Linked DNA regions of Homo sapiens: region 1 is linked to region 2. Evidence: chromatin contacts called from ENCODE Hi-C data. All regions are on one chromosome and are shown on one strand. Each heading gives the region's core, a stretch centred on a gene start or an enhancer-like site at or near the end of the contact. The rest is flanking DNA. Distances are from core to core; before and after follow the strand shown. Region 1 overlaps ELMO1 (engulfment and cell motility 1). Region 2 holds the start of CDK13-DT (CDK13 divergent transcript).

Region 1 (5,680 bases), core at 1,760-4,259, 2.6 Mb after region 2:
CTCCCAAAATTTTGGGTGCCCCTCCACTTATCACATTGTATTGTCCTTGTCTATCAACTGAACCCAGTGGTCCTCAACCTTGACTGTGTACAAGAAGCATCCAGGGAGCTTGTACAAAATGCATATACCAGCTTGTGCAAAATGCAGCCCCAGCTGCAGAGATTGTGATTCTGCTGGCCAGGGGCAGGGCTTTTCATCTGCATCTGTGATAAGCACCAGATGAATCTAATCCAAGGGCTTCCACAGTTTGAGAAGCAGTCATTAGACTGGGAACTGCCTGTCTTTGAGTGTTGTTTCTCCTTGCCTGGTGAACAGTCCTTAAAATGAAAAGATATTTCATGAATGAATAACTGGGAGGCGGTGCTTCCTGAGTAGTGATTATCTTATCAGGTGCTCAATTCTGCTCAGCCACCCTCCATCAGTGCCTGGAGTTTTCAGAGGGACGTCTGCCCATGATGGACTTGTTTATCTTCTTTCTAAATATTTAGGAGAAAATTCTGTGTTTCCACTCAGCAGGAAAAATCCCCAGGAGCTTCTTAGACATGGACTTTGCTGTATCACAGGAAGGTCTCAAAAGAATTATCAACTCACTGGTTCCTGACTCCTGCTCTCGCCTTCACAATGTATTGTTGAGTTTCAAGCCCGGGGAGCCGCTTGAGGATGAGGATGCTTGTTGTCTGGATATATCAAGGCTCCTGCATGCACTGTTCTTGTTAACCTATTATGTCCTGAATAATGTATTTGTTTCTCGGTCAAGAGTCTGGAATCCCAAACACTTCAATAAGCAGCATCTAGTAAGAGGCAGTGGGCTCCAAGGACATTTAAACCTGGATGTGAGCACTTGTTTTAGTTCCTTCAGCTGCTATAACAAAGTACCTTAAACTGGGAAATTTATGAACAACAGAAATTTATTGTTCACAGTTCTGGAGGCTGGGAAGTCCAAGATCAAGGCACCAGTGGATGTGGTGTGTGATGAGGGCTTGTTCCTCATAAATGGTGCCTTGTATGTTTCCCCACAGGCAAAAGGGGCAAACAGGCTCTGTCAAGCATGTTTTTATACCACCACCATGGGGGCCAGGTTTCAAACAGATGAATTTTGGGGAGACACAAACATTCAGACCATAGCAGTCCTGGAGCCCTGCTTTCTGTGAAAGGCTCAGTTAGCCTTGAGCCTCAGTTTCTTTGGGATAATAATTTGCTACTTTGATGGTCCTTGTGAAGATTAAAGAAATCATGTGAAAAGAGTGTAGCATGTTGCATAGCTTAGAGTGATTCCTCAATAAAAGCAGCCATTATTAGCTAGATTAGAAAATTAGGTACTCTGGTTTTCCTTTTCACCTGCACTTCCATTGTGAACATTTGCCCTCTGTTCTCATTCTTTCTCTGCCTAACTTTTTCAATGTTTAGGAAGGAGAAAAAATTAAAAGACAAGTGGGAGGCATCCTCTGGTAATAAAGAGGTGTCCTAATTGGACACATAGCCAATTTGTGCTATGGAATATTCACTGGCTCCCTAGTACTCTGTGATTTTTTTTTTCCATCTTGGCCACTCACCATTTCTGAGCAGCAGCTTTTCTGTTCCCTGCATAAACTCTTCAAGCCTCCAGTATTTCTTGTCTCTGCCCTGCCCCCTCAGGCCTTGCTTTTCAAGGAAGACACAGACCAGAAAGCTACCACTTCTGTCTTTGCCTAGAACTTCTCGGCCTACATATTTGCATGGCATCACAGACTACCTGATGCCTTTATCTCCTGCCTTCCTGTTTTGTTTTGCTTTTTCTACTGCTAGCAGAGAAGGGAAGAGGTGGTCCCAATTTGTTTCCAGTGCTTTCAGCTTATCCCAACCCCCAATGCTCCACATAGGTGTTTTTTTTTTTTTTTTTTTATACTTTAAGTTTTAGGGTACATGTGCACAACGTGCGGGTTAGTTACATATGTATACATGTGCCTTGTTAGTGTGCTGCACCCATTAACTCGTCATTTAACATTAGGTATATCGCCTAATGCTATCCCTCCCCCCTTCCCTTACCCCACAAGAGGCCCCGGTGTGTGATGTTCCCCTTCCTGTGTCCATGTGTTCTCATTGTTCAATTCCCACCTATGAGTGAGAACATGCAGTGTTTGGTTTTCTGTCCCTGCGATAGTTTGCTGAGAATGGATCCAAAGGACATGAACTCATCATTTTTTATGGCTGCATAGTATTCCATGGTGTATATGTGCCACATTTTCTTAATCCAGTCTATCATTGTTGGACATTTGGCTTGGTTCCAAGTCTTTGCTATTGTGAATAGTGCCGCAATAAACATACGTGTGCATGTGTCTTTAAAGCAGCATGATTTATAATCCTCTGGGTATATACCCAGTAATGAGATTGCGGGGTCAAATGATATTAGCCCATCCTTTCTACCCTACCTGGGGCTTTGTCCCAGCCATGTTCTCTTCTCTTATTCTTTTCTTCTTCTCTGTCTTCAACAGTGAACTCTTCTGTTTTCACCTTGGAAAATCCTCCCCTTGACCTAGTAACTCTCTTTTGGTAGTATTTTATTCTGTTTTTCCATTCCAGGCTTATTTAAATGTTACCAGTATATGCCATCTATGTTGTTCCATGCTTATTTTAATATTTGCATGAACAACAATTTACCTCTCTACAGGGCTCCCCTTTTTGGTGGCACCTCTGCCTTGGTTGTCCTCACCCTCTCGGTTACGCTCGGCAAAGCTGCCCATTCTCATCTTCTTGAAACTCTCCCTTCCTTCCTCTAGCTTCAGTGCCTGAGATTCTTCCTCCCTGTTTGATTCATCTGGGATTGTTTCCTTCCTGGTTCCTCTTCTTTCTAGATCAGTTCCAACCTCAGTGCTAAGCCCTCTGGTCTGTGTGTTCACTGTCGACACTCTTTGTCTTAGAGTCCATGTTCGCTCATGACGTTAAAGTTTCACCTCTGCCTACATACATAACAACAGTTCCCATCACCGGCATAGCCTGCCAGCTAACCACTAGTTTCATTTCTCTGTTGGGTGGATATATGGTTCCCCTCTCTAACTTCAGTTGTCTACAGACGAGACAAATGGTTAGTGAAACTGCCCATATGTTAACCTGAAGAAAGGAGTCTCACAGGTATTACCAACTTTTTGAGGTTATATCATGTAGAGGGGGGACCATTAGATATGTTCTTTTTTTTTTTCCTTGACGCAGGGTCTCACTGTGTCACCCAGGCTGGAGTACAAAGGCTCAATCAAAGCTCACTGCAACCTCTAATTCTGGGCTCAAGATATCCTCCTGCCTCAGCCTCTCGAGTAGCTGAGATTACAGGTGTGCACCACCATGACCAGCTAGTCTTTGTATTTTTAGTAGTGATGGGGTTTTGCCATGTTGCCCAGGCTGGTCTCAAACTCCTGGACTTAAGCGATCCTCCCACCTCAGCCTCCCAAAGTGCTGGGATTACAGTCCATGAACCACCACAGTGCCCTGCCTAGATGCGTTCTTTATGGCCCAAGTGTAGGAACTCCATCCTATTTGTGCTAGGAGACACATTTCACCTTCACCCAAGAAAAGCCAGCACGGGCCATCTCATCAGGCGAGGGGATCCATCATCTCTACCAAGTGTGCATCAGACAAATGCTTGGAGAAGATGTTCTGAGCATATTCAGGCCCAAAAAGGGCAATGGGAAGAGATACATAGTTTTCAACCTTAGTTCTGCTTCTCAAATGGCTTGGGGCAGAGGGGTGGCTGCCGAGGGCTTCCGGGCACCCCTCGCTCACTCCTGCTGCAGCACCTTTGTATTGTCCCATTTTCATTTGCGTATGATTTGGGGAAAGATTTTGTTTGAAAAAAGTTTATCAGTTTAAAAAAATAGACATGGATGATTCTTGAGCTTTCTGGTATTCCTGAGACTTCAGTCAGATTCTTTAGGGTGGCTTTGCATCCTTCCATATTTTTCATAAGCATTGTCCCTGGGCCAAGGTAGTGTCTGCAGGCACTGTATGTGATTCCCAGGTACCCCTCTGTTTTATAGAAGCTGCTCCTTTAGACGCTTGTTCCCGCACATTCATGGTCTTTTTTCATCTCTTGCCGTTTCCTTCTAAAAGTATGCCACCTTGAATGCCCCCTGCCTTCTCCCAGCTCTCTACTGCTTTAAATCCTGGCTTTGCTAAGCACTGCAGAGAGCCTCCTTTGTACTCAAACCTTTTCTGATCGCATTATAATGCAGTCTTTTCTCCAGTTTTCTAATTTCTTATATCATTTTCTTTGCCTGTAGCTTTTATTTGCAGTTAATATATTTCACACGTAACGTAATTTACATTTTTCTTTTTTCATGCTCACTTCTCTTGAAATAGATTATAAGCTCTTGGAGGTCAGCCAGTGGCTTACATACATTTGTATCCTTTGGTTCATCACATTGATCTCCGTTACTGTGTGTGTACAATAGGTTTCAATTCTGAACAGTGAAGATAAGAATAAAACACTGGTGGTCTTCATTCTCCAAACAGAAAAATTATAATAGCACGCCTACCCCAGTATATTGGGAAGGGTTTAATTCCCTAAAAGAAACACAGATGCATGTGTTTTAGGTAAGTGTGATTGCCTGCAGTTTTTCAACTACCATATTTCTATAGCATATTTAAGATATAATTCCATATGCATAAATTTGATTTACACAAGACCTTTGAAAAGCTCATTGAGTAAAACCCATTTGAGTTTTTGTACTTGACATGGAATTTTGCTCGTTAGTAGCAGTAATAATAACAGCAAGCACCACACACTATGTGGCAGGCAATAGAAGGCCTTGCACGTGGGATTTCATCACCTTACTACAGCCTTCAAGATCGGCTTAGGCTCCCTACTTCATAGTTATTCAAAGGTTCATTAACTTGCCCAAGATTACTCAGCTAGGAAGGTACTGATTTGAATCCAGCACTGTATAACACCAAAACCCAGGCAGTTTTTTGGTTTTTTTCTTGTTGTTGAGATGGAGTTTTGCTCTTGTTGCCCCGGCTGGAGTGCGATGGTGCAATCCTGGCTCACTGCAACCTCCGTCTCCCAGGTTCAAGCGATTCTCCTGCCTCAGCTTCCCGAGTAGCTGGGATTACAGGTGCCCGCCACCATGCCTGGCTAATTTTTGTATTTTTAGTAGAGACAGGGTTTCATCATGTTGGCCAGGCTTAGACATTGCCAAATGTCTCTTGGGCGGTGGACAGAGTCTCCTCCTGTTGAGAATGGACTAGGTCAGGGGCTCCTGAGCTTGCTTCTGTATCAGAATCACTCATGAAACATGTTGAAAATACACAGAGGATCATTGTGTAGTGATTCAAGGTTCAGGGATCCTTGTTTTTATGAAGCTCCCCTGGTGATGCTCATGCTGTTGGACCTACATTTGAAAACATTGTTGTGAAGCCCTTGAAATTTATCACTCTCCCTGCAGGAGCTACCTTTGGCTCCCACGGTAACTTTTAGTGAGTCCTTTAAAGATAGTGCCTCAATTTATCCATGAGGGAAATGGTCCTAAAAATTCTTAGCCTCTCCTTTACAGAGAGTACAAACATAGTTTTAAGAGCTCATTTTGCTCCAATTAAGAAAGCTGTAATAAAGACTGTGATACTGCACCATTGCTTTCATACCGTCATAATAGGTGAAATGACATTGGTAGAGGAATAGACATCCTTCATCTGATTTTTGCAACTTTTAGAT
Region 2 (6,350 bases), core at 729-3,228:
CTGCTGCTGCCGCTCTTGGCGACCTCGGCCCGTTCCTCGCCGCTGTGGCTGTGGCGGCTGCGGGACTTGGAGGCCTCGCTGCCACCGCGCTGCCCATCCCGCCGCCGGTGCTCGCGGTGGCGCTCCTTGCTGCGGCCACTGCTGCTGCGGCGGTCCCGGCGGGGCCTGCGCTCCGACCCCTCCCCGCGCCGCTGGGTGCCGGAGGAGGAGGCCGGACTCCCGCCGCTGCCCCCCGTTCCCCCGGCAGCCGTCGCCGCCGTTGCCGCGCTGGCCCCCCCCAGCAGCAGCCCCTGCTCGGACTGGGAGCTCACATCCTCGTATTCCACCAGCGGGGTCACACCCCCGCCGCTACTAGCACCGCCACCGCCGTCCTGCTGCGGCTGGGGCAGCGAGAAGACCCGACGCTTCTCCGCCTCCTGCCCGGCGCGGGGCCCGCGACGCCGCTTCTGCCGCCCTCCTGCGCGCCTCTTGCCTCTCGCCAGCCGCTTGACCTCCAGAGGGGGGCCCGGGCTGAAGCAAGAGGAGGAGGCCGCGGCGGCGGCGGCTGCGGCGGCGGCCGTGCCGGGAGCAGCCAGGAAGAGCAGAGGCGGCGGGGGCGGCGGCGGTTGCAGGAGCTGCGGCTGCAGGAGCGGCAACAGCAGCGGCGGCTGCTGAGGGGACAGGAATCGCCTCCGCTTGCGGCGTTCCTCCAACTTCTTCTCCGCCCAGCTCAGGCCCCCGCCTCCCCCCAGCGCCGTGTCCGAGCTGCTCGGCATCGCCTAGAGCCAGCCGCAGAGCGCGGCGCGGGTGCGGCCTCCTCCCGGGTCAGATCCTGGCCATCTCCCCCGCCGGAAACGGGAGCGGCGGCGGAGGGACACCGAGCACCAGAGCCGGCCGGGAAAAGCGCCACGATAATCCGGGTCGGGACTCGGGTCCCTGGGTTCCAGGTCACAGTGGGGTACGCAGCAGCCTCCGGGCCCCAGGGAAGCAGGAATCCGGGCGGCGGAGCTCCCGATTGCGCTCGTCGTCCTATCCTCGGCAGCGAAAACACCAGATGCGCCGGGCGCTGACCTGCGGGGGAGTCCCGAGTCCTCCAAGTGCCCCCGGGGGTGGGGGAGCGGCCTTGGCCGCGCTCTCGGCTCGGGCAGCGCAACGCGGAAGTACCACCTTCGTCGCCGCTTCACTCCATCGCGCCCTGACGTTGGGTGCAAGTTCAGGGGAGGGGAGTGGGCGAGACAACAACACGCCTCCACCGCCTCCTCCTCGGCGTCGACGTCGTCCTCCTGTGGTGGCGGCGACACACCGCAGGCGCCTCGGAAGTGGCCTGGGCCTGACAACAACTCCCGGCCTAGGGCCTCGCGCACTCTGCGGCCCGCGGGGCTGGGCAGCGGGGCGGGGCGAGGCGGGGGCGACCGGGCTGCGGCTCTCGGTTGGGGCAGCGACTGTGCGGGGCTGGGCGGGGGGCTATTTCCGGGGAGATGGGGGCAGGGGCGTTTCTGAGTCTGTGGCGGTAGGTACGGGCCCTGACTTTCTTCTTCTTTCGCCGCCGCCGCCGCCGCCAGCAGAGGTGGCGGAGCTACCCCTTTCCTCCGCTCCCCCCCTCCACGAGGAGGCTCCTGGTGTGCGCGGCCTGCCCCGGCTCGCTCCTCCCCTTCCCTCTCCGCTCCTCGTCAGGAGGAGGGAGAGCAACGGGACTTGCTGGTTGGGCCCTAACCTCCACAACCCCTCCTTCTCGCCTCGCTCTTTCGGCTTTTCCCCTCAGCCCTGACGTACGACCGGGAGCGCGCCCGCAATTCACGCTCAGAGAAAGCCGAAGATGAGAGGTGGCCGGGGCAAGAGAGGCGGGAACAAAGTTACCGCGCACTGGCGTGCTCGCTCCCGCCAGGGGCCGGCAGGCCGCACCGGAAGTGGCATGATGTAGAAACCGCTCGGCTTCCGGCGAGGGTGGGACTCCGTGTGAAGAAGGGTTAAAGAAAGGAGAGGATTCGTGTGCCGCCCACTGCTGTTGCTTGAGACTCTGCCCGTGGTGGCGCGCCTGTCGTGCTTGTTGCTTGCGTCCAGCGCGCAGTGCCGGTTCCGGCTCTGCAGACGCCGCACTGCCTGCCTGTTGAGCGAAAGGTCACAGTGAGAACAAGTGTTTCTGGAGACTGCGAGGGAAATAATGCTGTTGGTGGCCTTCTGGAGTAGGCAGTTACCCCCCGTGTACCTTCAGTCAAGCCCTGGGAGTGGAACAGCTGCGAAAGGAGAGAAAACACCCCGCAAAACAGGGTGGAGATGGCGTTGGTTTAACTTGTCTCACGTACGCCAAAGTTCGAGGCCCCATTTTTTTTTTTTTTTTTTTTGAGACTGAGTTTCGCTCTCGTTGCCCAGGCTGGAGTGCAATGGTGCGATCTCGGCTCACCGCAACTTCCGCGAGGCCCCTTCTTATCCTAAAAAACACACTTGGGAATCACAGCTCAAGCTTCGGTAACACTATTTACTTTAAAATAAAAATTTTTAAAGCTTTAAATCAATACAGGAAATAAGTGGAATGTTAAAAGGAACTACTGAAAATTCCAAATTCTCAGGAGGCTTGAAATAAAAACATCTTGTGCGAATGAGGACTGCCCTCTTAGTACTTCACCCACTTTCACCTTCATATCTAAACCTTTGGGGTTGCCAAACATAGCCATATAGTGACCTCACATCTCATTTCTTGCCTTAGAATTGCCCTTCAGTTACAGACTAAGCACTCGGGATAATTAGATTAAAATGTAAATGGCTTATTGGCTTTTAGAATGGTTGGAAACGCAAGCTAACCCTGTGCAGTGGCACACGCCTGTAGTCCCAGCTACTCCGGAGGCTGAGGCAGGAGGATCTCTGGAGCTCAAGAGTTCGAGGCTGGAGTGAGCCATGACCGTGCCACAGCACCCCAGCCTGGCCAATCAGCAGGGCGAGGCCCTGCCTCTAATAAAAGAAAAAGCTAAGCCGTCTGTTCAATGACTAAATGTAGTAACCCCTTTGAAAATTCATTTGTTCAGATCATCAGTTGGTTTAGTTCTTAAACACTTGGTATCTATCCATCGTTAATACCTTAGTGTAAATTATTTTAATCAGTTTGACATCACAGTATCACAGACTGGCCTGATTTAAGCTAAGATCAGACTTCACTGACCGAGTACAAAGGATGTTGGTTTGCTGAAGGATAAAGGAGGAGGCAAAGGAATAGGTAATCTTAAAGTCAGAGCATTTCCCAGGAGGGCAGGCCTGGGTGGGCAACACCATGGGATGGGCATTGGGAAACTGAATAGAAAAATAGGGGGCAGGGTTCCTAAAACAAATTTCTGGTTGACAGTATTGTTGAGTGAAGGTCCTGTAGCCAGCCTCCTACCAAAGACTGTTTAGCAAGTGGCTTTTTCAGAAACATGTAGGATCAACTTGTTCCATCGTCCTACGTTAGATAGACTGGAATAACAGAACAAAGAGAGCAAATAAGAGGTTTAGCTTGCAGCTCCCCTCGTGTACAACCAGTTCCACTTGAGAATGTCATCTTCTATCATATATTTTCAAAGAAAACTTGATCCATAGTAAATGGATAATTCCCATGTGTAAGTGTATTAAATGGAGAAGAAGGGAAAAAAAGTAAATGGATAGTTCCCAATCCAGGGTGCAAACAAAAAACATGTACTAAAATATTTTTACTGTGGTTCTACCACCCACGTTTCCTCAAAGATTCTACCTTTGGTGGGGGAGGTTGAATGAACATTTTGAGCTCAAGATACCTGCCCACGTGGTTGGAAACACTAATAACTAATAGGATTCAAACTCCAAAAAATGGGAAGGACCTTTGAATTAGAAGCCGTCTGTTTCTATAAGCCTGTCTGCTTGCCTGAATATTAAAGAGATTTGAAATTCCCATTTACGACTATATTTTTGTTTATTACTGCTTGTGTGTGGGGGGGTGGGGAGTTCGTGTTTTGTTTTGTTTTTGTTTTTGTTTTTTTTGAGACAGAGTTTTGCTCTTGTCGCCTAGGCTGGAGTGCAGGGGTGCAATCTTGGCTTACTGCAACCTCCGCCCCCCAGGTTCAAGCGATTCTCCTGCCTCAGCCTCCCGTGTAGCTGGGATTACAGTTGCCCGCCACCATGCCGAGCTAATTTTTTTGTATTTTTAGTAGAAACGGGGTTTTGTCATGTTGAGCAGGCTGGTCTCAAACTCCTGACCTCAGGTGATCCGCCCGCCTCGGCCTCCCAAAGTGCTGGGATGACAGGCGTGAGCCACTGCACCAGGCCCCAGACTCATCTTTTATGCAGTTCAGAGGCCCACAGTGTTAGCACTTTTTTTTCAGAAGTGCAATATTGCTTCTATGTGCTGGGGAGTGGGAATTCTTGCTGGTTCAGTAAAGCTGAGGGATACGTATTTATAAAACAGTAATGGTGGAGTAAACTTCTAGCTGTCTTCCTAAATGGATTTTCCCTTGATTACCTAAGTAACAGTATCCTGGGTTTGATGGGGGTAAATGTGCCTAGCTAAAAACTACATCTCCCAGTATTCCTTGCAGATAAGACGTGATCATTGGCTCCTGCCAATGAAGTGAAGTGGAAGTTGTTGGGCGAAGCTTATGGAAATGATTCTTAAAAAATGGAAGGTCAGGGCCGGGCCCGGTGGCTCACGCCTATAATTCCAGCACTTTGGGAGGTCGAGGCGGGCAGATCACCTGAAGTCGGGAGTTCAAGACCAGCCATGACCAACATGGAGAAACCCCGTCTCTACTAAAAATGCAAAATTAGCCCAGTGTGGTGGCGCATGCCTGTAATCCCAGCTACTCGGGAGGCTGAGGCAGGAGAATCGCTTGAACCCGGGAGGCAGAGGTTGCAGAGGCTGCGGTGAGCCCAGAGTGCACCATTGCACTCCACCCTGGGCAACGAGAGCGAAACTCCATCTCAAAAAAAAAAAGGAAGGTCAGTTTCGCTGACCTGTACCTTCTGCCCCTCACTCTTACTTCTTACTTTTCTCTACATCTGGAACTCAAATGCAATACTGGAGTTTGAGCAGCTGTCCCATGACAACAAAGGAATAAGCACAGGCTAAGGATGGTGAAGTGAAAGGAAAATAGAAAGACGTGACTCCTCGGGGGCATTATGGATCCTTCAAACCAACCCTAGACTAAAAAAGGAATAATTTGTTTAAGCCACTGCTATTTTCAATTATATTACAGCCAAATTAAGTTGCTAAATATTACCATGTGACCCCATGTCCTCATTCCATTCCATGGTAGGTATCATTAATTAATGGCAGCACTCCTTCCTGCTCACCCTAAATGTAGCCTCAGAATCCCTCAGACACGGTGATGCAGTCATCCATTACCAATAGATCAGGGATGGTACTAGCATTAAACTTATTTTTCATGTTGTCCTAAAATAATTTTCGTGATTTTTGGGGAGTTGGTTTTTCCAAAAACTTAAGATTCATGTCCTGGCCCCAAACTACATTTTTTTTTTTCATACGGGGTGTCTCTGTTGCCCAAGCTGGAGTACAGTGGTGTGATCTCAGCTCACTGCAACCTCCACCTCCCAGGTTCAAGCAATTCTTTTGCCTCAGCCACCCAAGTAGCTGGGATTACAGATGTGCGCCATCACGCCTGGCTAATTTTTGTTTTAGAGACGGGGTTTCACCCTGTTGGTCAGGCTGGTCTTGAATTCCTGACCTCAAGTGATCCACCTGCCTCGGCCTCCCAAAGTGCTGGGATTACAGGCGTCAGCCACCGCACCTGGCCAAATATTTTTTATTCTTTAATTTTACAAGAATGTGTAGGTCCTCTTAGGAGATAAATATTCATGAATATTTGGAAGTTCAACTAGATAACAAGAGTATTTCAAGTTACTAATTACATGAACAAATTTGAGAGAAACAAACATGAACAATTCATCTGTGTTTTGTTAAAATTTCTCATAAGTAGAATCATTAGCATCTTAAAATATAATGCTGATGACGATATAGGTCACAGGAAATCTTTTCTACCAGAACTTTTTTTTTTTTTATTTTTGAGACAAAGTCTTGCTCTTGTCCCCCAGGCTGGAGTGCGATGGCATGATCTCGGCTCACTGCAACCTCCGTCTCCCAGCTTCAAGCGATTGTCCTGCCTCAGCTCCCCCGAGTAGCTGGGATTACAGCCGCCTGCCACCACGCCTGACTAGTTTTGGTATTTTTAGTAGAGACAGGGTTTCACCATGTTGACCAGGCTGGTTTCAAACTCCTGACCTCAGGTGATCCACCCGCCTCGGCCTTCCGAAGTGCCGGGATTACAGGTGTGAGCCACCGCGCCCGGCCCATTTCTACCAGAACTTTTTAACTGGCAATATAAGTCTTATTTTGTTTACAGAACATTACAAAA

Evidence for each region. A loop is a pair of places that touch in the nucleus more often than their neighbours do. Pooled maps may share reads with other maps.
Region 1: a loop to region 2 is called in a pooled map, with 12 times the contacts of the local background. The contact joins the enhancer-like site here to the promoter of CDK13-DT in region 2. A Hi-C loop is called at or near these places in 1 of 168 maps with a recorded cell type or tissue (naive thymus-derived CD4-positive, alpha-beta T cell), 1 of 37 single-sample maps with no recorded cell type and 9 of 50 pooled maps.

Annotation. Positions count from the first base shown.
Region 1 is chr7:37,333,725-37,339,404 of GRCh38, reverse strand. All of the region lies in intron 2 of ELMO1 (engulfment and cell motility 1), which reads left to right. Among named protein-coding and RNA genes, the nearest start is that of ELMO1, 110 kb to the left of the region's middle. Within about 2 kb of position 3,009, at least 7 of the 41 ENCODE cell types and tissues checked have a DNase peak (open chromatin) inside an H3K27ac peak, as active enhancers do.
Region 2 is chr7:39,945,047-39,951,396 of GRCh38, reverse strand. CDK13-DT (CDK13 divergent transcript) reads left to right here and starts at 1,978. Exons shown (of 1, transcript NR_158201.1): 1 at 1,978-3,876. It overlaps CDK13 (cyclin dependent kinase 13), which reads right to left and starts at 1,141. Exons shown (of 14, transcript NM_003718.5): 1 at 1-1,141. The coding sequence starts at 755. RefSeq lists silencers at 144-203, 274-563, 1,354-1,583 and enhancers at 1,074-1,353, 854-1,772, 1,824-2,073, 2,144-2,273, 2,534-2,583 and 3 more.